Linked DNA regions of Homo sapiens: region 1 is linked to region 2. Evidence: chromatin loops called from intact Hi-C (ENCODE). Cell type or tissue: right lobe of liver. All regions are shown on one strand. Links, peaks and the distances in the headings refer to the core of each region. The heading gives the core; the rest is flanking DNA. Region 1 has its middle 21 kb from the start of LINC00523. Region 2 overlaps WDR25 (WD repeat domain 25).

The links. Hi-C counts contacts between places; a loop is a spot of excess contacts. Peaks named below come from ENCODE experiments on the same cell type or tissue, not always from the same donor. Only the 100,000 strongest peaks of a DNase experiment are listed, where the experiment ranks them.
Region 1: a loop joins it to region 2, with 2.5 times the contacts of the local background. A loop is called at or near these places in 55 of 110 quality-filtered maps.

What each region holds. Positions count from the first base shown.
Region 1 is chr14:100,629,748-100,641,853 of GRCh38, forward strand. No RefSeq gene overlaps it. Among named protein-coding and RNA genes, the nearest start is that of LINC00523, 21 kb to the right of the region's middle. RefSeq lists enhancers at 6,134-7,134, 9,073-9,574, 9,575-10,074 and a silencer at 10,878-10,977. In right lobe of liver, for the core only: no CTCF peak of the experiment used is centred there; no DNase peak of the experiment used is centred there.
Region 2 is chr14:100,433,507-100,445,612 of GRCh38, forward strand. All of the region lies in intron 2 of WDR25 (WD repeat domain 25), which reads left to right. Among named protein-coding and RNA genes, the nearest start is that of WDR25, 63 kb to the left of the region's middle. RefSeq lists an enhancer at 5,074-6,273 and a silencer at 7,446-7,740. In right lobe of liver, for the core only: a CTCF peak has its summit at 6,845; DNase peaks (open chromatin) are centred at 5,795, 6,438 and 6,855; H3K27ac peaks cover 1,529 bases.

The DNA of each region.
Region 1 (12,106 bases), core at 2,121-10,120, 200 kb after region 2:
GGCTTGTTTCTGTGTGTGGGAAGACTTTTCCCTGATTCAGGCTCTGTGCCTTCCTTTGCCCTCCTTAAACCTGTGCGTCATACGGCATCTGGCCAACCCCCCACTGCGGGGAGCAGGGTAGGGCTCTCCTGCTGCCACACAAGAGAGATGACTGCTGGCCAATGGCCCTGCCTCAGCTGCCGGGAGGGATGCGCTGGCCGTGGGGACCAGTGCCCGCCGCTGCAGCTGATCCTGCCCTGTCCCGTCTCCATGTGAATAAAGCCTTGTTCCAGCCAGTGCCTCACTGCGTGTATTCCTTGGCGACTCGGAGACCAAGATCCAGGGGTACCCGGACTTCTACTCCCGATAGCAGGCAACGGATGCCTCCTGCTCGATGAAAGGGTCATATCAGACACCAGGACTTGGACAGACACCAGGACACCCCTTCCCCAGCCCTCACTGCGCGCTCTTCCCCAGGGTCAGCATCTCCCACCCTGCATCACAGTTCCCCCTCCCCACATATCACTGAGGGTGTGGGGCATATGACCTGACAGTCAGGTTCGACAGCTCTCCCAAGACCTTCGGCCACATCCTGGGAGCTCCTGGCTTGTTGCGGCCTCTGCCCTTGAGCCCTAAAAGAGCTGGGCCTTGGTGCTTTAGCCACACCCAATGCACTGCCAACGCAGCAAACATCGGATTTACCCAGAGCCTTGTGAGCAACTGGAGCGGGTCCCCAGACCAGACACTTGTGAAATATGCAGACCCCTGGCCCCACTCTCTGAGACCCAAATTCCAAAGGCTGTTGGTGGGCAGGCACCCCAGGTGATTCCAGCTCAGGGGTCTATGGGCCTCACTTTGAGAAACACTGAACTGGGGCAAAATGGAAAAGCAGCTGAAGACAAAGAAAATGGAAGTGGCCACCAGGAGGCCTGATCATAGGTGAGGAAATGCAACCCAGAAGACCAGGACCTTCCAGGGGCGACTTTCAGAGGACCCCAGGAGTCTGGAATTCTCCCCCAAGCCCTACTGAGGCGGCCTTATGAACTTGGATACCTCTCAAAGTCTGCACCCTGTAACAGGAGCTTATCCTTCCTTTTCTGTCCTGATGGGGTATTTATGATCATTGACCACGTATAAGGCCACAGAGTAGACCTTAATTAATATCAACATGCAGATGCTGCCAGTGCCTCATTGGCTACCCACGACACAACAATAGAAATAACAAAACCAAAGACAATGAAAAAAACTCTAACACTCCACTACATACATCTTGAGTCAAAGAAGATGTGAGCATTTCAGCTGCAGAATACTTAAAAAATAATGATCTTGAGAATAATACTTACAGGGTATAAACAAAGCAGTATTACCACTGGCAAATTCGTAACACCAAATATTTTCAACTGCTGGGTGCAATGGCTCACGCATGTAATCACGAGTGCTTTGGGAGGCCAAGGTGGGAGGACCACTTGAGGCCAGGAGTTCAAGATCAGCCTTGGCAACGTAGTGAGACGTTGTCTCTACAAAAAAATTTAAAAATTACCTGGGCATGGCGGTGTGCACCAGGAGTCCCAGCTACTCTGGAGGCTGAGGCAGGAGAATTGCTTTGAGCCCAGGAGTTAGAGGCTGCAGTGAGTCATAATTGCACCACTGCACTCCAGCCTAGGTGACAGAGAAAGACCGTGATAAAATAAAATAAAATAAAGTAAAAAAGGCCGGGCATGTTGGCTCATGCCTGTAATCCTTGCACTTTGGGAGGCTGAGGTGGGCGGATTGCTTGCGCTCAGGATTTTGAGACCAGCCTGGGCAACATGGTGAAACCCTGTCTCTACTAAAATACAAAAATTAGCTTGGTGTGCTGGCGGGCGCCTGTAATCCCAGCTACTTGGGAGGCTGAGGCAGGAGAACTGCATGAACCTAGGAGGCAGAGGTTGCAGTGAGCTGAGATGGCTCCACTGCACTCCAGCCTGGATGACAGAGCGAGACTCTGCCTCAAAAAAACAAAAAACACCAGAATCTACAAAGAACTTAAACAAATTTACAAGAAAAAAAAAATCAAACAACCCCATCAAAAAGTGGGCAAAGGATATGAACAGACACTTCTCAAAAGAAGACATTTATGCAGCCAACAGACACATGAAGCAATGCTCATCATCCCTGGCCATCAGAGAAATGCAAATCAAAACCACAATGAGATACCATCTCACACCAGTTAGAATGGCGATCATTAAAAAGTCAGGAAACAACAGGTGCTGGAGAGGATGTGGAGGGAACAGGAACACTTTTACACTGTTGGTGGGAGTGTAAACTAGTTCAACCATTGTGGAGGACAGTGTGGCGATTCCTCAAGGATCTAGAACTAGAAATACCATTTGACCCAGCTATCTCTTACTGGGTATATACCCAAAGGATTATAAATCATGCTGCTGTAAAGACACATGCACACGTATGTTTATTGCGGCACTATTCACAATAGCAAAGACTTGTAACCAACCCAAATGTCCATCAATGATAGACTGGATTAAGAAAATTTGGCACATATACACCATGGAATACTATGCAGCCATAAAAATTGATGAGTTCACGTCCTTTCTAGGGACATGGATGAAGCTGGAAACCATCATTCTGAGCAAACTATCACAAGGACAGAAAACCAAACACCACATGTTCTCACTCATAGGTGGGAATTGAACAATGAGAACACTTAGACACAGGGTGGGGAACATAACACACCGGGGCCTGTCGTGGGGTGGGGGGAGAGGGGAGGGATAGCATTAGGAGATATACCTAATGTAAATGACGAGTTAACGGGTGCAGCCACCAACATGGCACATGTATACATATGTAACAAACCTGCACGTTGTCCACATGTACCCTAGAATTTAAAGTATAATAATAAAACAAAAACAAAAACAAAAAAGCATAAAGGAAATAAACGAACTACATACAAAACTCAAAAGATAGAAGAAGACACAAAAAGAGAAATTCAGTTGGAAAACAGGGAGAAAAAGTAGATTTGATAAACACATTTGAGAATTAACTCTTCCAAAAACTGGATACTCATTCAATACCTATTTGGACTATTTTAACAGCTCTATTTCACAGATGAGTCCACGGAGGGTCACAGAAGGGAAACTGGGCTGCTGAGGGAGGTTTTGGGGAGCCGGGATGGGAAGGCAGGTCTTTCCGACTCTCACCCTTGCGGTTTCTCCATACAGCTCAACACCTCCCTCCCAACCTGTTTTAGTTTCCTGGGGCTGCCATAAAAAATGACCACAAACTGGGAGGCTTAAAGGAACACGCATTTAGTCTGTGGCTGTTCTGGAGGCTAGAAGTGCAGAATCAAGGTGCCAGCAGGGCCACGCTCCCTCGGGGGCTGCGTAGGACCCTCCCTGCCTCTTTAGCTTCCAGAGGCTCATGGCCTTCCCTGGCACGTGACTGCATGGCTCCAATCTTTCTCTGCATTGTCACATGCGCTTCTTCCCAGTGTGTGTCTCTCTGTGCCCCCTCCTTGTCTTATAAGGATGCCCGTCATCAGAATGTAGGCCCATTCAAGTCCAGCAGGACCTCAACGAACCACATCTGTAAGGACCCTACTTCCAAATGAGAGCTGTCGGAGGTTCCAGAGGACGTGAGTTTTGCATGGCGCACTATTCAAGTTGATACACAACTTGATCAGCATTTGGGACCGAAAACCATCTCTTCCTTTCACAACCCAAACTGACTCCTGGGCAGGGCAAACCTGTGGATGCTGACGTATCTCCTGGTGCCCTCCCACCCCATCCCTCACTGCTCATCTCTGTAGTAGGGGGGGTCATGCGACACCCACTCCAGTGCGGGGGACCACCCCGGGCAGGCGCCTCCCCGGCTGTGTGTGTGTGCTTCCCTGCTCCCAGGAGGAGGCAGCCCCCACCTCCTTGCCAGCTTCGAGGTGAGTCCACCACGCTGAGGCTGCACAGTGCCAGTGTTAACTCAGCAAGGTGGATTTTTAAACTAAATTGGCCAAAAATTTTGATGACCTAAAGACAGACTGTAATTATAAGTCTAGAATCCGGTGATGAGCACATGGGTGCATTTTATTGTCTATGTCATATATGTCTATGCTTTTTGGGGTACTTTCTGAGTGCCCATTTGGGGCAAGGATCTTTTCTTGCCATGTGTAATTGAACTCCCTAATAATCCGGTACAGGGGACGTCACTATCCTTGTTTAATAGATGAGGAAGCAGGGCCCAGGCAGGGTAATTGGCTCCCTCAGGCTTTGTAGCTATGAAGTAGAGTTCAGCTTCGAACCCAGGACTTTGTGACTTAAACGCTTGTGTTTTTGCCCTCATCCTACAGGCAGGGCAGGCTGCAGAGGATTTATTTATCAGACAGCGAGAGCATAAGTTTAGATTAGCAAGCTAAGCGAGGTGAGCCGTGTTCTTGATGAGCTGTGTTCTGATTTCACCTGGGGACAGTGCTTTGATCCTGCCCGCCCACTGGCAGCTGCTCCTCATTAGCTGGTCCCCACAGCTGGACGCGGCCGAGTCAAAGCGTTGTTGCAAGAGCTACCTGGGCAGGCCAACTCTTGCCCAGGGCTGGCATCTCAGCAGCCAGGTGGCTGCTCTGAGCCTGGCAGAGGCTTTCTGGAAGCTGGTGCTCAGGAGTGCAGATTATAGCACCAGAACCAAACAGGTGAGCCGGCCGTGGGCTGCAAGCCCCCCAGGAGCCCTCCATGAACTAGTGATATGCTTCTTTCCATCCTGCCTCTGCCGTTCAGTGCTCAAGCCTACAGAGAGGATGCTGGAGCCTCCATATGACAGGGACAGGGCAGCCAGCAGCAAAGCAATGGTCCCCTCTGAGGGCAGCTCGGGGACAAGCAGTCTTCACAGGGGACCCCAGGCTTCCCTAGCAAGTGAACTGGGCTGACCTCTGTTTCCCTGGGCTTGTCCAAGGCCCACCTGTAGCAGCAGGTGTTGGAGGTCAAGGAGCAGTTCCTGGGGGAAGCGGGATTTACAATGAGGAAACTCTGACTTCATCTTTTCACCATGAATTGGAAAATAAACTCCCATTCTTCCATTTTCAATGTTGGCCAAACCCCAACATTCCGCATAAATATGGTTATAACCTGGGGCGCATCCTCTCCCCGCTGCTGACTGAGGGTCAGCAAGGGACAGAGACGCCTTCAAAATCCCGTGCGTTTGGTTTACATCTTGGTACATCAGAAAATGCTTCTCGCCTGGTCTCCATTTGTGATCTCTCTTGACTCCTGTTTTGAACTTTTGGGGTCAAGCCTATATTAAAGTCCAGGGTTGGGTCAACAGATGGCCCTGGGAAGAAGCAGAAAAGAAGCTGGTGGCCTTGGCCTCTTGATGCTCATTGTCTTGGAAACAGACACATCCTCTCTGGGTCTCTGCAGGGGCTGAAAGGCACCTGGGGCTGGCTGTTCATTCTCTGGCATGGGCTGTCCATTCCGTGGTCCCAAACCATCTTGCTGCTATCAAATGAGGCCAGCAGATCTGTTTGGGATCACTGGGGGAGAGGTTCCAGCTCTTCCTAAAGTGTGGACTGTTATCCAAATGTGCCAGCAGCCACCAGGGGTGGGCCAGACATCACCTCCCCTAACACAGATGGAGAGGCTCTGGAAATTCACGTTGCAATTAGTAGCTCCTCTGTAGGGCAGCAGGCTCTAGGGTTACTGCCCCGCCCTGATCACACAAATACCCCGGCCCGACCTGGAGGTATCTGCAGTGAGCCTTCCACAGAAACCACCCTCTGTCCCGTTTTGTCAGGTGCTGGCTGGGAAGCTCGAGCAGGTTATTTGGGGGAGAGTCAGGAGACATGGGAGAGTCATTTATTTCAAAGAGTGGGAGCTGCTGTTCTGCAGGCGCCTGAGTGACAGGGGCTGTACTTTGCCGATCACCATGATGAAAGGCTACAATTGGCCTCTTGGCTTCTGAAGGTGCGGACAACTCAGCCAGAGCTGGGTGGATTCTCCAGTGAAATCATCCGCTCATCATCTCTGCTCTTGACACCATGTGCCCAAAGACACCCCACAACACACACACACACACACACACACACACACACACACACACACACTGCACCCCCTAAGCTGGGGCTTTCTCCTGGTCATGAGCCCTGGAACCAGAATGAGGCAAGCCCATCATTCCATAGTGGGAAACTGAGGACCAGAGAGGGAGGATGATTTGCCCAACGCTGGGGCCAGAAGGGGCACAGTGCCTGCCCCCAACCCAGGGTGCCTGCTCCAGGCTCAGGGGGTGGTGGCTGCAGGGATAACCTTCCGTCTTCGGAGAGGGCTGTGGGTGGGGGCTGGAGGCTGCTGGCATCCCCTCCTGGTGTTTCCTTGAGGGTCTTCTAGGACTCTTTTGAGCCTGGAGAGAAGGGGAATGGGGGTCGACAAACTGCACCAAGCTCCGCAATCCCCTGACCAAGCCTATCTGCCCTGTCATTCAGGAATGAATTGTATGGGAATGAATGAATACAAGTAAAACTAACAACAATAGCTAGCTCCTCAAGCTTTCCCTGCGTGCTGGGGGCCACAGTGACCCGGGGTGGCCCTTGGCTCCCCTCCTTCCCACTCACATCCAGGCAGGAAGTGGCCCCGTTGGCTCTGTGGATCCTACAGTGGCCGGTAGGACGTGTTTTCTGTCTGTGTCCCTAGCATGGCCACCGAGCGCTCAGAATACGGCTAGTGTGACTGAGGAACTCACGTTGCTTTCTCATTTAATTTTAATTAATTTAAATTAAAAGGGCCACCTGGGGCTAGTGGCTCCCATATTGGACAGTGCAGTTCTAGGCTATCCAGAAGCTGACTGCCTCTCCCGGCCTCTGTGATGCCTGCCCTGTCCCGGCATGGTCCTCTGCCCTGTGGACCACTGCGGTGGTGTCCTGCGCTCCCGTCTTCTCGCTTTGGCCTTTGCCAGAGGAGGCTGATAAAAGTACATCTGCTCAGAGACTGCACAGGGCCCTGGCCAGGTCCTCACACGGCCTGTGGGCCCCGCTGCACCTCCAATCCCACTCCCTGCTCCTTCCCCTGCCCTGCTCCACTGCCCGGGCCTCCACGCTCCTCCCACGTGCACTCGTGCCCCTGCCTCAGGGCCTTTGCACTGGCTGTGCCCTCTGCTCAATGCCCTTTACTTAGACACCACATGGCTCACTGCTTCTCTTCCTTCCGACTCTGCCTAAATTCCACTTTCTCAGAGAGGCCTTTGCTGACAACGCGTAAGAGGACGTACATTAGCAATGCAGCCCCTTCTGTGTCCCCCTTTTGGCAGATGTATTTTCTTTAAAACATTTGCCACCACCTGGCTTTTGAATTGGTTGTTTATTTTCTGCCTCCCCTGACTCGAATGTAAATTCCACGAGGACAGACACTTTTTTTCTGTTGTTTTGTTCACGGATGCATCCCAAGCTCCTGGGATAGCCCCTGGCTCACAGTAGGTGCTCAGTCAATGCTGATGGATTGGGGGAAAGATTATCTCAATCAATCGTCACTGTCATCCAAGGGGAAGGTATCCTTATCGCCAAGCTACAGGTGAGAAATCTGAGGCTGAGGGTGAGCTTTCAATGAGGTGCACTCAACTTAGAAACTCACAGGCATAATCACCACCATGTCTCAGCCATGAGACCGCCTCAAAGCCTCCGTTTCCTCCTCTATAGAATGAGGGTCAGAACCACCTACCTCATGGTGGTGCTGTGAGCATTCAGTGCCAGCTGCTGGGCAGTCAGTGAACTTGACCCCCCCTTCCCCTTCTGAGAGCACCTATCTCTGGGTGTCTCTGTGTAACGTGGCAGGGTCTACATGGGCTCTGGGCCCAGAGGAGACCAACCATAGCCGTGGATTAGGGGGAAGGTTTGCCTGACAATGCAGGACAAGGATGTCCTGGCAAACTCCTCTCTGGACACATGAGAGGAGGGAGGTATGGGGTGTGGCCAGTGGCAGGGCTCAGGGGCTGGTCCAAGGAGCTGGGAGGCATCCTGGGGTTCCCACAAAGCACAGCTTCCTCGCTGCCCCTAATTTCCAAGCCCCAGCAGCTTCCCTCATCTTACGCTGCCATGTGTCTGTGGAGGGCAGCACTGATGAGCTTGGGGCCAGGGCAGATTTCCTGGCAATGTTGCCTGGCGTATGCTTAGGAGCTGGATCTTTGGAGGTGGCTGGATGGGGGGTGGCAGGGAGGAGTGGCACCTCACATACGTCCCAGAATTCTGAGCTTGGCCTTCGAGGCCTGGCCCCAGGCTCCTGGCTTTGGACATCAAGCTGAGTTCTAGAGAACGGAACAGAGAGGGGCTGGCCTCAACTCTGCACCAGCTGTGTGTGATGCCTGACACGTGAAGCCTTTCGTGGGCCCTCTCACTTAGTTTTCACAACTTCCCTGCAACCTGGCGTTATTACTGTTATTCCCTCACTCACTCACTATGTGCCAGGCCTGTGCCAGCTGTTAGTGGCTGAACCAGTCCTCATATCCAAGACGTGTGCAGAGGCGGGAGGTGTGAGGACACAGGGCTGCAGGGGTGGCTGATTTAGGGAGAAAGACACCCAGGCTCAGAGGGCTGAGGGGATGGACTTGGGTCCCATCTTGGAGAAGCAGAGCCAGGCCCCAAGCCCACACTGGGGGCTCCCAGCCTGTGCCTTCCCACCCCATGGGCTGGGTGGATGCGGCCTTGGCGTCGATGCCCCTCAGTGCCCCGGAGCCCCGGGTACCAACAGCCCTGTCTTGTCCCAGCAGAAGGCCTGGCCTGCCCCTTCCCTCTCCAGGTTTCATCTGAGGGTGTGGGCGCTCCTGTTGGGGAATGGTGTGTGTTTGTAGCAGGAGCCCTCTGCCTGGTTCACCTGCGGGGAATTCCCCATTGCCCACGACTCCTCCACTCAGGGAGGCCTGTGGGTTCAGGAGAGGCCCAGGCCTCCAGGGCGCGTGGCCGGCTGTGTTTAGGGGCCTGGTGCCTGCTGTCAGGGCCCGCTGAGGTCCCCAGGCTGGCCCCACCCACCCACTCAGCCCTCCTCCCAGCCAGGCCTGACTGAAGGCAGGGTGTCCCTGCTGTCCCGTTCCCCTGGGCCTGACCCCAGTCCTGGGCACACAGCCCCCGCTGCCTGCTGGGCCTCAGCCTTGGTCACTGTTTGTCTCCAGCCCCTTGAGGCAGGGCCCTGCTCTTGTCTGACTTGCCCCCTGAAGGCCTTAGATCTCAGGAAGATGCCCCTTCCCTGACAATTGTCTCCCCCATTGGGCTTCTGGGTGTCAGCCCAGCTCAGTGTTTGGAGTGAGGCAGGCTTGAATTACAGTCCTAAATGGTGGGCCAGGTATCGCCCCTCTCCAAGCCTGGCTCCCCCACCTGTTCAGGGAGTGCAGCCGTCCCTTCACCACAAGGTCATTCCAAGGACGCTCAGAGAAAGCTCACCTCTAGCATCTGGCACAACAGGGGGCCTGGCACCTTCCCTGGAATGCCTCTCACAGGGCAAGGCTCCTGCCTGACCTGGGCCTGGCTCACAGAAATGCGCTAAGTGTGGATGAATGGATGAGAGGATGCCAGGGGAGATAGGGGCAGCAATGCCAGGGGAGACAGGGGCAGCAACGCCAGGGGAGACAGGGGCAGCAGTGCTAGGAGAGACAGGGCAGCAACGGCCCCTGCCCCTGAGAAACTGAAAGTCCAAGGGGGAGATGATGCGGAGCGAGACAGGTCCTATTCCCTGAGCTCTGGGCTGGAGCAGAGCTGAGCACAAGGGACTGTGGTTTGCTAGGAAGGAAGTCAGGGAGGGCTTCCCAGAGGAGGGCACCCCAGAGGAGGGCATATTGAGAGGGCCTTTGGGGGATGCAGAGGAGTCTAAGACAGACGAGGTGGAAATGAGCCTTCCAGGGAGGGTGAAGCATGTGAGGTTGGGACAGGAGAAGGGCCCAGGAATTTTGGGAGTTGGCCTCTTTGCTGGGAGCAGTGGGGATCCACGAAGACTTTTAAGCAGGGGCATAACGTAGTGGGAGCTGGCTTTTTATACCTCACTTCGGGGTAGAGGATGCACTGCCCAGGCTGGTGGTGGAGTGGTGAGGATCTGCTGCCGGCTGTAAGGCCTAACGTGCGGGGTCTGCCCGAGACGCCTCCCTCTGCCATCCTGTAGACCCCACCTGAGTAGCTCCATGGGGACTTCCCAGGGCTTGGCCAAGTTTCCAGAACACTCTGGAGGCTTCTAGGTCAGAGGCTCCATCTCCCAACCCCAACGATGCCCTCGTTTCTCAGTGGTACCCAACCCCCACCAGAGCAAGAATCCTCAAGGCTGGGCCATATGGCAGATGGGGCACTGCGAGAAAGGGAGCGGGAGGGAGAACGCGTTGGGGGCAGTCTTGGAAGGCAGGTCGTGGCTTCTACCTGCATGTCCCCGAGCCCATGCAGAGCCTGACATGGAGGAGCCCCTCAACCAACTTGTGAACGTCAGGGTGAGCACACCTGGTGACGGGCACTGTCAGGGCGCGGGCCCACATCCAGAGAGGAAAAAACATCAGGGCTGCCCCCTCTGCCCTGCAGAGCCCCTTCCACTGCCCGGCTATCTCCTCCTCTCATTGGTCACCCTCTTTCTAGCTGTTTCTGCCTCCAGGGAGCCTTCTAGAGCCCCTCTGCTGTGGGCTTCTTGTGCCCCACATCTCCCCGGCTGGCTTCGCACGTCATGAATGAACGAATGGGGCAATGACTTGCTTATTTCTGTCTCATCCACCGGACCTGGGTCTGTCTGTTCACTTCTGTGTCCCAGTGTGTGGAGGGATGCCTGCCCCACATAGGGCCTTGACAAACTTTTGTTGCATAAAGGAATGAGTGTTCAACAAAGATGTAGATACAAACAGACTGTGGCTCACGCCTGCACTGTGGTTAAAATCGCCAGGTGACACCCTGGTGGCGGGAGACCACATCCTGCCTCGCACAGGCTCCCAGCCACCAAGCCGACGCTCTGGGTTAAGTGGATCCTGGCCTGCAGGAGGCCATCGCAGCTGCCACCGCAGGCTCCCCAGGTCTCCCTGATCCCTCCTCTGAGGGTCCTGGCCGCTTCCCAGGGAAGTGGGGATGACGGAAATACAAATCCCTCATGGGGGATGCTCAGTCAGTCCTGGGCTGTCCTGATACACGCATTCTTCCAATGTGGGCCCCGGAGAATGTGCTGATCCTGCAATAGGGTGTCTTCAGAACATGAATCATGAGTATGAAAGAAAACAAGCCACGGACCCTGCTGAGGAAGCCTCTGGAGTCAGGATGTGGTGGGCCCTGGCAGGCTGGGCATTAAGAGCATAGGCTCTGCCGTCGGGGGATCTGGGTTGAAGTGTCCGCCCTGCCACTGCCTCCTGGCAGTCTGGGGCTGTCTCAAGCTTCTGTTTCTAGTCTGGTTTGTGGGGACCGGAATCCTTGTCCTGCTCTGGAATCCTGGGCAGAGAGGACACAGTCCTTGTCCTGCTCTGGAAGCCTGGGCGGAGAGGACACAGTCCTTGTCCTGCTCTGGAAGCCTGGGCGGAGAGGACACAGTCCTTGTCCTGCTCTGGAAGCCTGGGCGGAGAGGACACAGTCCTTGTCCTGCTCTGGAAGCCTGGGCGGAGAGGACACAGTCCTTGTCCTGCTCTGCAATCCTGGGCGGAGAGGACACAGTCCTGTGGCTGGCATGAAGGAAATGCTCAGCACTCCCAGGGACTCTGGGAAGCTCACTCCCTCTGCTAGTCAGTCTCCTCAACTGTAGATGGGGCTAATGAGGGCTACTCCCACAGGTTGCTGGGAGGATTTAATAAGGTAATTAATAACAAGCAGTAAGGGAAGTTGGTAACACTTGTTAAGAACTTAACAAGCACCAGGTGTCATTCAAACTGCTTCTTTATCCCCATTTTACGGATAAGAAAACTGAGGCATGAGGCGTTAGTGATCTGCACAGGATCTCATGCCAGAGATGTATGGCTGCTGACCTTGGCTTCTGGCCAGTTTGGCTCTGAGGCTAAGCTCCTGGTGGCCACACCACTGCGACTTGCTGGGCCTCAGCTCTCCTCCCCCTGCATCTTCTGCTTCTAGTCCCCGCTGCATCTCAGCTGCCTGACAGCGCTGCCTTTATTTGGATGTAGTGCAGATCTGGCCAGGCCCTGCCTGCTGGGCATGGGGGCTCCCCTGGACCGC
Region 2 (12,106 bases), core at 2,796-10,795:
GGAGAGGCACTTTGAGACAACATAAGTATCCTGTTATTCCTCAACCTCTCATCAACTCGTTTTAGCATCCATCCATGATTCTTACCTGAGTCAGTCCCTATGATCACGCTTGTCACGTGGGGATTTCTCATCCTAACTAGAAAGAAGAGTTTTCATTCCCCCCCCATTAGTCTGTTTATTTTGTATCCATGTGGACTCATGGACTCCTAGTTTCTTAGTTTAACAGTAAGTTATAATAATACATTTTTATCATTTGATAAGAGAAATCTCTTCACGCTAGCTGCTGTCTCCATATTCTTTGAACATGACTTGACTTTTTGGCACAGCAAGATATTCTGGGCTCACTTATTCTTTTCCTGCCCCAGTCCTAGAATCAGCCATCTCCAAGGAGCTCTGGTTCCTTTTAGTGGAGAAAGGCATTTAGAAACCAAGATTTTGGCCAGGCATAGTGGCTCATGCCTGTAATCCCAGTGTTTTGGGAGGCTGAGGCAGGGGGGTCACGTGAGGCCGGGAGTTTGAGACCAGCCTGGGCAACATAGTGAAAAGCCGTTTCTACAAAAAAAAAAGAAAAGAAAAAAAAACCAGAGAGAGAAACCAAGATTTGGGATTTGGGTATTAGATGTGCTCATTGCTTCATTGCTACTGGGGGTCACTGCTTCTCAGAAGACAGATCTTGGCGATAGATGTCTGCCTATACATGCACACATGCCTCTATTCAGTTATTTCCAGGAGAACCTGTGAGTTTACACTGATGTCTCTAATCCTGATCTAGTGCTGTGGGGTTCATTCTGCCCTTTTCCATTTCCATATTTGTCACTCCCCCCTCCAACAGTGAAACCTGGCTTCCTGGTTTTCACAATGTATTTATGTATTTGCTCAATTCTAGAATGTCAGAAAGTAGTTTCAAAATTGCTAACTTCTGCAAAAAGAGGTCTAGTGATCAGAATTCAGTATTAGAGCTCTTTTCGACTTCAGACTGAGAGCATATAGTCCACATTTCAGGTGTTTCTTGGGTTTGTTCCCTGCTGCCCCCTTTCAGTGTGGTTATGTTATTCATTTGAAATACAATTTGGTTCCTTTGTTTCTCTTTGTATTCTATTTGAGAGATTTCCCCAATCTTAGGGATTTTCTCTTCCCTCCCTTTTGTGTGAACCACGGACATTTCCAAAAGGCAGGTCTGTACAAAAAGTTCTATTCAGAGAGGTGCTCCCCCTCCTTTCCACTCCAATCCCTTTTTCCTCTCTACCCAGCTCCCACCCTGCCCTGTAGGGAACCAGTCTCATTAGTCTGTGTTTTTTCCTTCTATGTTTCTTTTTGCTTTAATGAGTAGTTTCTTATTCCGCTCTTTTTCTTCATAAAAAGTAGAATATTCTGAATCCTCTTTCACAGTTTGCCGTTTCTCATTTAACTGTGCGCCTGAGCAGGCTACATTAGTCCTGAGGGGTCCCTGATCCTTCCTTCTGCTCCTGAGGGGTCTGTTGTGGTCTCCATTTTGGCTGTTATGTAGGTGCATGAGAACTGTGCAGTGTGCGTCTAGGTGCTAATGACAGCACAGCCCCCACCAGGCGTTGTGTCTTTTCCACCTGACTCTGGAAGAGTGGTAATGTGGGCAGAGGAGGAAACTGAGGCTCAAAGTAGTCCCATGACCACACGTCACACAGATGTGAGCTGGTCCTAGAGGTTGAGGCCAGACTGTCTGGTGCCAGAACTGAAACTTGTGAATGACGGGTGTACTTGCTCCTCCTGCTGGGGTTCATTGCATGCCTGAGATGCCAAGAGCAGGGCTCGCATCACCCTGGGTGCTAAGGAAAAAGGCCCCAGGGAGGGAAGGATAACCCAGGAGAAAGGAGGAGCTATTCCCCTTATAATTGCTTTCCTTATCATTCTTTTAAAATTTGTTGTGTGTACATGTTTTGTAATGAGTATAACACATCAATAGAATAGGGTTTATGTACTCAAAGTTGTGTGCTCAGAAAAATTTTTAAAAATGATAGTGATATGTGATCAAAAAAGTTTGGAGATCACGGAAAGAGAAGCTCACTCAGCTGTCTTGAAGTGGAGAGAGCCCTGGCCTGGCCTTAACATCCAGAGATGAGGGCTTGTGATCCCACCTGCTCCTGCTATGGGGGCAACAAGACATTCATTCACTCAATCATTCGTTCATTCATTCATTCATTCATTCAGTATGGCTGAGCGGTGAGGTTAACACAGTGAGCAGGAAGGTGCTGTCCTGACTTCAGAGAGCATCTGCAAGTCCAGATGGGGATCTTCATGGCTGGAAGGACAGTGAGGCCTGTCAGGGAAGGACACAGTGCTGTGGATCACCTAGGAGGGGCTTGTAAGTGAGGTTTGGGGGTTAGATGTGACTTCCAGGGAGAAGAGTGACGCCTAAGTGTGTATGAGAGTCCTCTGGTGTGAGGCTTGGAGAGGAGGGAGTGTAGCTGCTGGCCAGCACCGTGGAAGAGTTGACTCTGAGCAAATCATTAATCTTTTTGGGCCTTAATTGTCTTCTCTGTAATGGGGAAGGATAGTACCACTGGCCTCTCCAGCAAGTTCTTTGCATCTGCTGAGGCCAGATTCAGGTGTCAAATTCTCAGCTCTGCTGTTGACTAGCCATGTGTCTTTGGGATGTGTTATGTCTGGAGCTTTGCTAACAAAGCTTTCTCACCTTATCTCATTGAGTCCTCCCATCCAGCATTTTCCATATGAGTGCTTTGAGTTTCAGAGAAGTGAAGCGCTTATGGAGGGTCCCACAAGCAGTGGGAGCCGGGACGCAGGGCTGACTACTACACCTGGGCCCGCCTTTTCACCACAGACTGTGTGTGCTTGTCATACTTAGACTTTGCTTGTACTTGGGAAAGGAGTTCAGTTTGCTTTAATGTCACTTTAATGCTTTTTAGAATTCATTTCCTTTGTTTATTTTGCAGCGGTATAATTTGCAATGAAATAGTTTCACATTGAGCTTACATGTTTTGATGGCATCTTAATGTTGGCTCCATGGATTTGCAGCCAGATACTTTTGTCATTCTAACTTTCCTATATGATGGCACTATGTGGCAGTGTGGCCATGAACTATGGCCTGGGTTTCCCTTTAGGCCGGCCAGGTAGCCTCTGAGTCAGGTGTTCGGTGTCTCTTGGGTCGTGGAGGACTCTGCACACTGGGGACAAGTGTCCTGTGTGTCAGTCTCCTGTGTAGCTTGGTTTTACTTTGCCATGTCATTGGGTCCTTCCTGGGGTTGGGTTTCACCTAGGAACATCTGGCTGGGCATCATATGTGCAGAAGAGAGCGTCTCTTCGCTCTCGCCCCCTGAGCTGTGGAGGGTACATGCGCACCCCAGAAGCAAAAGCTCTGGCTCCCAGAGGGCCTTGGTTTGCTAGGTTGGCCCTGCTTTCAGTTGCTGTCCTTGTGCCACAGCATATGCTGAGCCATCTGTTCTGCCTTTTTGTTTTGGAAAATGTGGCACAACAGTTAGAGTCTTGCCTAGAAGAGCACTGAAGGCCTTTTAGCACTGGGGCTGTGCCTTAGCCATTTGGGTCCCTTCAGTGCTTGGTGAGGGGCTGGAGCTGGAGTAAGGGCCTGGTACTTGTGTGTTGAATGCTTGTATGCATGTTTGATTATTGTGGCTGAGGGCTCAGGAGAGTGGCAGGAAAGGAGGAGGTGGAGCCCAGAGCAGGGACTTCTTTCCAGGGCCCAACCCACACGTTGGTCTTGCTCCTGGAAGAGCACCTGCCTGTAGAAAGCAGGTCCCTTCTGCCCAGCCCCCCACGGCCCAGCCTTAGCCCCATCCTCTCCTCAAGAGACCCCACAGCTTGGCTTTAGCAAGACCCAGACCCATATCTGAGATTCCAGTCTGAGCCCGCTGAGTGTTGAGTCTCACTGTTTCAGCTCTTGGGTTTCAGTGCCCAAGAAGTGGTACTATAGTGGCATAAAAAAGCCACCCGAAGCTGGGCTCATACCTTAGCTTTGGCACTTACTAGCTGTGTGGCCTTGGGCAAGGTGGGTTGCTTAACTTCTGGCAGCCTTGATTTCCTTACTGTGAAGCAGAGACATACCTCTAAGCAGAGAGTGGTTGTAGGGATTTGGGATGACATGTGTCCAGCACCCAGACACTTGGGCATTGGTTGCCATTATTATTATTAGTATTATTACTAGTATTATTAGTATTAGTAGTATTACTGTTACTGCTACTGATGTTACTGTCACCACCACTGTTAACCCCCATTCTCTCCCTCTACCTCTCCAACCCTACGTTCACCCACAGCACTGGTGTTATACGCCCCCTTAGTGAAGAAGAGAAGACAGGAGCTGGCTCAGAGCATTTATCTGCCCAGCTGCTGTGAGCCCTGAGCTGACCACCAAGGATGCTAAGGGGTTCAAGGAGGACTGCACCTCCCTCTGTCCTTGCCTTCTCATCCTTTTTTCTCCTGACACACCATTGTTTTCGCAAAAGAAAGAAGTAGTTGGAGTCTGGGAAAGAAATCCCCAGGGCCCTGTTTCAGATGATTGTCCCATTTCTAAACTTGAGTTAATAAGAGTAAACAAAGTAGTAGGTAGATTTGCACAGGAGAATATTATTATTCTCATGATTATGTAAATATTTATCTGTTCTGGCTTTCTTATTTTGTTGCTGGTGTCTAATTTCCAAGTCTTGTAATGAAGTGTAATTTGGAGAAGATTTGCAAAGACAGGCACGTAGTGAAATAATTTGATTTGTTCAGTAAACTTGGTTTCAGTTATTCCTTTCCATGAGTTGTTTTAGAACCCCTTCAATTTCTTTGTGATTTGACAACAGCTTTCAGCCCAATGAAGATATGACTCTTAGGCATTGCCAGGAATTCAGAATTGGTTTATAATATTGTCGCTTAATAAGAAAATGCGTTCATTGGCAGGATATAAAATTTATGGGCTTCAAATGGATTTCTGTTTGTAGTTTTAGCCCTCTGTGCTCCTGCCATTCTCGAGGCTATGAGTAAGGTTTTTTAATTAAGTCAAATTGAATTGAATGAGCTTTTATTGAACGCCCACTCTGTGCCAGACACCAGCTCCTTAACCCTTGCACTGCCCTGTAGGTGGCTATGGGGAGCTGAGCCAGAGGAGGTTTTGCCCCATGCTCACGATCATTCAGCTGGCAAACCTGGGAGGTGGGATTTGAAGTTAGGTTTGATTCTCTGGCTTTTTCATCCAAAGCTGATTATAGGCAGACTTGATTAAGGAGAAGAGAGAGGTTGAGTGGCTTTCATGTTATTTCATTGAATCTTGTTTAGTCTTCTCAGCCACCCTGTGAGGTTCATTACATTTTCCCTATTGTATATCTGAGGAAAGTAAGGCTCAGAGAGGTACAGTGATATGCTCAGGGTCACACAGCTGGTAAGAGGCAGAGCTGGGATTTGAACTCAGAACTGCCTGGCTGCAAGGCCAGAGTTCCTTCTAGAACCCCTCTAGGGGTCTGCACTTCCTTTAGCACATGGCCAATTGACCACCTGCCCACAAAAAATGGCCTGGCCCTGGTGGCTAGGGCACCCTCCTGCAGATGGAGGCAAGGAGCAGTAGGGAGTGGGGCTGGGCATCAGTTGCCCAGGTACTTCCTAGCTCTATGCCCTGGGCAAGTGAAGTCCTCCTTTCTGACCCTCCCTGCACCCACTGGTGACTGGTGGCAGAATACCCTCCTGGGTTATTGTTAGGATCACAGACAACATGTGTGAGGCACCTGGCACTTGGTGGGCACTCAGGAAGTGAAGGACCCTGCCCTTTGGCATCTGTTGCTTGTCAGAATGCGTGGTGGATGGCTCTGGCCTCGGTGACGAAGCTGCTGTTGCTTCAGCCCCCGGACTCCTGTGCATCACAGAGCTGATTCAGTGCAGACAGGTGACTCATCTGATGGCATTTTGTGTGGCGTTGTGCAGTTCAGCCTGGTACAGCACGGCCCGCCCACAGCAGGTATTCAAGAGCCGTTAGTGTTTATGAAGGTGATAAAATTGCCTAGATGGAGGGAAGCCGTCAAAATAAGAGCCTTTGCCTGTCTTGTGAAAGTTAACTTGCAAACCTAATGCCTGTGGGGCTGCTGAAAAAGCGTCACCTGGATTTCTCCTTGGAGACAGAACTCTCTGGAAGGACAGCTGGGCAGCCCCTGCTTGCCATGTGGGGGTGGACGCTTTTTATGTGACAGTGAGTTGGAGAAACTAACAGTGGTCTTCAAGGCATTGTGCTCAGCTTAACTCTTTGAATTGCCATAGCTTTAAAATGAATACTAGAAACAGTTATATATTTTTCACACTCTCCATATTTTCTCCATTCAATATAATAAATGTTATCTTGAATGTTTGAGGGTTTTATAGCAAAAATTCCTCCCATTTGTAAAGCATGCTGCAGTGGATGGGAGTGAACTAGCTGGCAGCGCTCTCGTGTGACGTGGCAGAGGCTGAGGGAGTTGCCCAAACCCCACTTCCAGTTGGAGGAAGCCTGGGCCCTGACTTCCAGTGCATGTTCAGGTCCACTTGTCAAGGAAAGGATCCATTGTTAAGAAACAAACATGGGAAACTGTCATGTGAGCGTCCCTAAAAGCAGCATAGTCATTTTCGAGTCACTCTCTGATAAAGATAGAACACTTCATTTAGGCACATTTCAGGATTTCAGAACATTTGGAGTAGTCCTGGGGTGGAAAGCAGCGTTTTCCTTTTTCAATTTCAACCTGACTCCATTCCTCTCTTTATGTGTGTCAGTCATAGCAGGGGAGTGTTTTCCTCTTGGATGCGTTTGCACCTGGCAAATGAATGTGCAGGAATTCTTTGATTGCAAAATAGCTACTCTCAAAATGCAGACAGGCAGCCACAGTCAGGGAGCCCTTCGGCCACGGCAGCGGGGTGGCGCCAGACACCTGGCTTTGAGTCCCGTGGAGGCATGCCACTTAGTCTGTTCTGAGCGGCTGTTTACAGGCGGATAGAAAGGGCTGTAGGATGGGACCCTCAAGGTTTTGGGGCATGGGAGGGGCTGGCCGTCATGATTCAGCATGCTAGCTCTCTGGAGGCTGTGCTGAGCACTGAGGGACACTGGGAGAAAAACACAGGCTCCTGCTTTGTCCATGTGGAAGGAGCCCAGGCTGCCCTGGCTGCTATACGCATCCTTCCAGGCAACCTTCACCTTCTGGTCTATTTAGTCTCATTCCCTGTTTTTATTCCCTTCTTTTATTTAGGGAGAGCCAGAGCAGCAATTCTCAGGTCAGGATTATTTGGGAGATCCATATTACTTCTGATTATTTACGAAGGGACAGGCCGGGGGAGGTAACCACCTCGATAAATTCGTCAGCGAGGCAGCTGGAGGGATGTGTGACAAACATACCAGGCTGTCATTTGGCCAGAGATTGTCTGCACTGGGATTGTTCCCCCAGGATAGTCCTGATGACAAATGTAATTGACATTTTTTATTAACCCTGAAATGATTAAAGATGCTGCTGCTGAATTTGTGTCAAAGTACCCGGTCCCTGGCATTTTGAGAAAGGGATTCTCTGTGGAGCCAATAAACAGCCTGTGTTTTCTTCCTGTTCATCACTTTAATCAACTAAGACATACAGAGCCCTGTCTGGTTTGGTCTTGAAACTGGGCCAGGGAGATAAGACTCTGCTTCCTGGCTTAGGTTTCCAGAACACTCTGGTATGGACATCATGAGGGACACATAGGAGGCACTCTGTTCATTTACCACACAGTCATCAAACGTTTGCTGAGCTCCTTCTGTGTGCCAGGTCCTGTGTGTGATATTGGGCGCTGTCTCCTTGAAGGGTGGTCGCTGTAGAATGGGGGCTAGAAAGATGTTTATGGGGATGATTGTGAGAACTGAGCATTGTAGGGGAAGACTGGGCCACCCTCACTGCCTAGGGGGTGGGGTGGGGCAGGGAAGGCAGTGCAGGGGGTGGTTTGCGTCTTACAGGAAGGGAGTCTCCTCTCCAGACAGGTCTTACCTCTGGAGCTCTCCAGGCAGATGCTGGAAGTGGCAGTGCCCAGAGTGTGTGGGTCTTGGAGTGCCAGAGTGTGGGAACACAGAGGGGCAGCAGGGGAGGGTGGAAGACACACAGGAGAGCTTGGCTGGGGCCTGCAGATGGGCTGGGGGCCACATGGAGCGCAGGTGGACTTTGCTGCTTCCTAGCCTGCCTGCTGAGTTACTGAAGCTCTTGGTCTTGGTTTCCTTATCTGTGAAATGGGACAATCCTACTTTCGCTTCTGTCATAGGGCTGCTGCAGGATGAAATGACAGTAGGAGGAAAGCCCCTGATTGGTGCTTGGCATACAGAGCCTAGTCAACAAGCATCGGTTCCTTCCTAGATGCAGTCTCAGTAGCAGTGGCCAGGTATTGAGCACCTACTGCATGCCAAGCGCTGGGCTGAAGGCCTTGCACTGACTCTCTGTTAGGTATTTTTATTCCCATTTTATAGCTGAGAAACTTGTTAGAGGGTAAAGCAGTTGCTCAGGGTCACACATAGAGAGAGGCAGAGAGAAGATCTGACACCAGGCTGTTGCTCCCAAGGGCTTCCTTTCAGCAGTGCAGGGGCTGGGAGGTGCCAGGAGGAGCAGGAACATGGAGAGGGCCAGCTTTGACTGTGGCCAGAGCCATGCTTGAGCTCTTCTTTTGGAGGGATGGGCTTGGGTTGCAGAGGGTCTTACAGGGAGAGTGTGCTTATCACACTGCTCCTGGATGGACTGATGAATTGAACACTTCCTGAGCACCTGTTTTGTGGCTAGCCCTCTGCTGAGGGTGCACACATTCCCTCAGCCACAAAGCCAGTATTTAGTGAGCACCTACTGCATGCCATGTGGTCCACCAGGCCTTGGGTAGATGGTGGTGTACCAGAGGCAGGGGTCTTCACCCTGGGGGAGCTCCCAGGCTGGCAGGGAAAGAAGGAAAGAAAAAGATCACACATCTAGCATTGTGGATAAGCAACATTTCAGCACTGAAATAGTGGGTCTATGTTATTAACATTTTATATGCTAGGCTCTCCCACACAAAACCAGATCAGAACCCTCTCTCTTGCCCCTGAACTGCATAGGTTTCAAAGGTGATCTGTCCCCTTGTATCTCGACCTGTTGCTCAGGAACCATTCCCATCAGTTTAATTTCTTTTTCCTTTTAATCCTGTGGCTGGCAGGATGTTGCAGGGGCAGTAATTTAATAAAAGTATGCAGTTTGTAAAGCAGCTGCTATTCTGTGTACTAAGCACATTTGCCAACCTTTTCAGGGAAACCTCCAAGCTGTTCTTGGAACTTAGCGATATTGCAGGAAAAAAAACATTCTATTTAATAACATTTCATCCTTTGGGTTCTGCAGCTAATAGAAGCATAAATGGAGGCCATGTCTGAAAGCCATTTCTTTATGTGATTCAGAGAATCAGGACATAGCAATTACACAGTGTATGGGATTTATGGAAACATTCATGCCTAACAAGAAGAAAACAGCTCAGTAAGTTATTTAATTTGAAGTCACAGGCCCGCTGACTGGTTCCCCACCCAGACCTACCGCACTGCTCGGCAGGCCCCAGGCGCTCGCACACAGGTGCCCACTGCTCCCTGTCTCTCTGAGTCCTGCCCGGCTGCAGGTGGAAACCTGGGCCTGCTCTGTGGGGTGTGTTCACACCTTAGGCCAGGGCAAGGTGGAGCTGGGTTTGAATATTGCTCTTCTGACTCCAAGCCTGTCTTTCCTCACCACTGCATATAACAGCCTCATTAGGTTTGTAATACGTGGCAGCTGCATGATCTGCTGGGTAAGAGACACACATTTAGAAAAATTTATGTGCCACATGCTTTTCCTTTCTTTATTTCTCTTTCCCCTGAACTGAGATAAAAAGGAGAGTCACACACAAGCAGATGTCAGAATGACTGCCTTGCTTCGCCCCATCTACTGGAAAAGCCACCGACTGAATTCTTCCTAACACCGTTTCTGTTTATGGCAGATATAGGGTGGGGGTGGGGGGCAGGGCCCTCCATTCTCTGCTTTCCGTGCTAGCCGAAGCCTTAATTCAAAAACAAATTGAGTCCTTCAGCTGTCACTCGATTGTTCCCTCTGATTTTGGGGGATAAATATCATTGCTGCAGCCTCATGTCTCCTCTCTCTCCTTTTCCCCAAAGCTTTTCCCCTTTTATTTTCTCTCTCTGCCCAGAACTCAACATATCTCTGACAAAAGCATGCATTATTTAGAGCCTGTCGCCTCTTGAAGTTCTTTAATTACAGAATTAAACCAAAGTAATGACAGTTTAATTTGTTCTTTCATTAATTGGGAGCGCTCCGGGCTGATGTGAAATGAGCGCATTTGGAAGGCATGAGGAATATGTACTGAGTGATTGGAGCATGAGTAATAATAATTGCTGTCGTTTAGTGCCGGGCGCTGGCTAGGTGCTCCTCATGCATATTCTCTGTTAATGCTCCCTGCAACCTTGAGGAGGAGATACCACCTTCTCTGTTTTGCGGCTTAGGATCTTGAGGCTCAGAGAGGTGAACCAACAGCCACCTGTCAGCCAGAGGAAGAGCCAGGCCTAGACACCAGGAGCCCAGCCCCAGAGCCTTATCCTGTCCATAGCCCCACTTGGCCTTGAGACCAGCAGCTGTGGCCTCAGGATTCTGCAAGGGGTGGCCCACAGGAAGATGGGCACACCTGGCGGGGCATGCCTGAGAAGGACTAAGTTGTGTCTGGCTGAATTTGAGGCTGAGAGGAAACATTTGAACCCGTGAAAATGGAAGGAAATTGGCGGTCAGAGGGAGCTGAAGCCTCACTGGTGCTGATGGAAATTTTGCTACTTCGAAGGTAGCAGTTTGTCCTCCCGGGAGCCCTGCAGCCACTGAGGGGCATGCCTGCGAGTGCATCCGTGCCACTTAGTTGTGGGTCAGGGAGGCTGCTGCAGGGAACCGCAGGATGGACATCTCTAAAGCATATAGTGAAGGGTAGAATCCAGGTGTATGGGGCCCCGTCAGGCCTGCTGGTCCCCCTTACCCTAGCTAAGGCCCATGCCAGAGCTGCTACCTTTCCATGGACACGTCTGGGTCCAGGTGACTTCCTTCTTGCACTGGCCCCAGGCCCCAGGCCCCAGGCCCCACCGTACCTGGCAGATGAAGTGCCTCTGATGCCCCTCCGTGGCCTGCAGAAGTTCTGGGTTGGGCCTTTGGTTTCAGGCCCCTGGGACTATACAGAGGGTGGATGGTTGGTGCATTCACAGTACTAGTGGCTCATCTGGAGGGCTGTGTCTAGAAGGAGGCAGCGGCGAAACAGCTCATCGTCCTCCTCACGTCCTTAGGGACTTGAGCCTGGTGTGTACCGACACTGCGCTCTCTTGGCAGCAGGCAGTGAGGGACAGGAGAAGAACCAAAGTTGATAGTGCCTTCTGTGGCACCTTCTACTTCGTCACTTTAATTCCCTTTAAGCTTCCCCACCACTCTGGAAAGTGGGAAGATTAGCCCCGTTTTCTAGCTGTTGAAATGAAAGCTCAGAGACAATGGTCATTTACCCAGGCCACATGGATTGAAGGGGCAGAACAGAGTTAGGATTCAGGGGTGTCTGACCCTGAAGTCCCCCATGGAACTGGGCCTCTGTGTTCTTGCTGTCACCCCATATCCCCACCAGGCACCCTCTCACTCACTCTGTTCACATCTCCCAGCAACCTCAGAGTTTTACCCTATGAGTTCTCAGACAAAACTTTAGAATTTATTATCAATGCATTTCTCTGCAGCAAAGTCTGGATGAATTTAAGATTAGGGGATTCGGTTACACTTTATTACTGTTTGTCATTAAAAATCATGCAAATAAGCCATGGAATAAAGTAACTTGTGTTGTTTTGGACACCAGATTTACATGTTTACTGGAAGAAAAATGATGCTGAACTCCTTCAAGGTGGTAATAAAATTTTGCCTCAGAGCCTTAGCTTTGTTGGTCTTTTTCTATAATTTACTCCACAACTTCCAAAAAATATTTTAAACTAGTTTATCATAAAACTCACACCAAGGGTTTCAAAACATCCTTTTGTAAAGGTGAAAAGAAGACTGAGAAGCTGCATAGGCTGCAGGCTGGGAGTGGAGAAGGAAAGACCTGCTGCAGCCATGTGACTCAGGGGCCTGAGAGGTGAATCAAAGCCTCC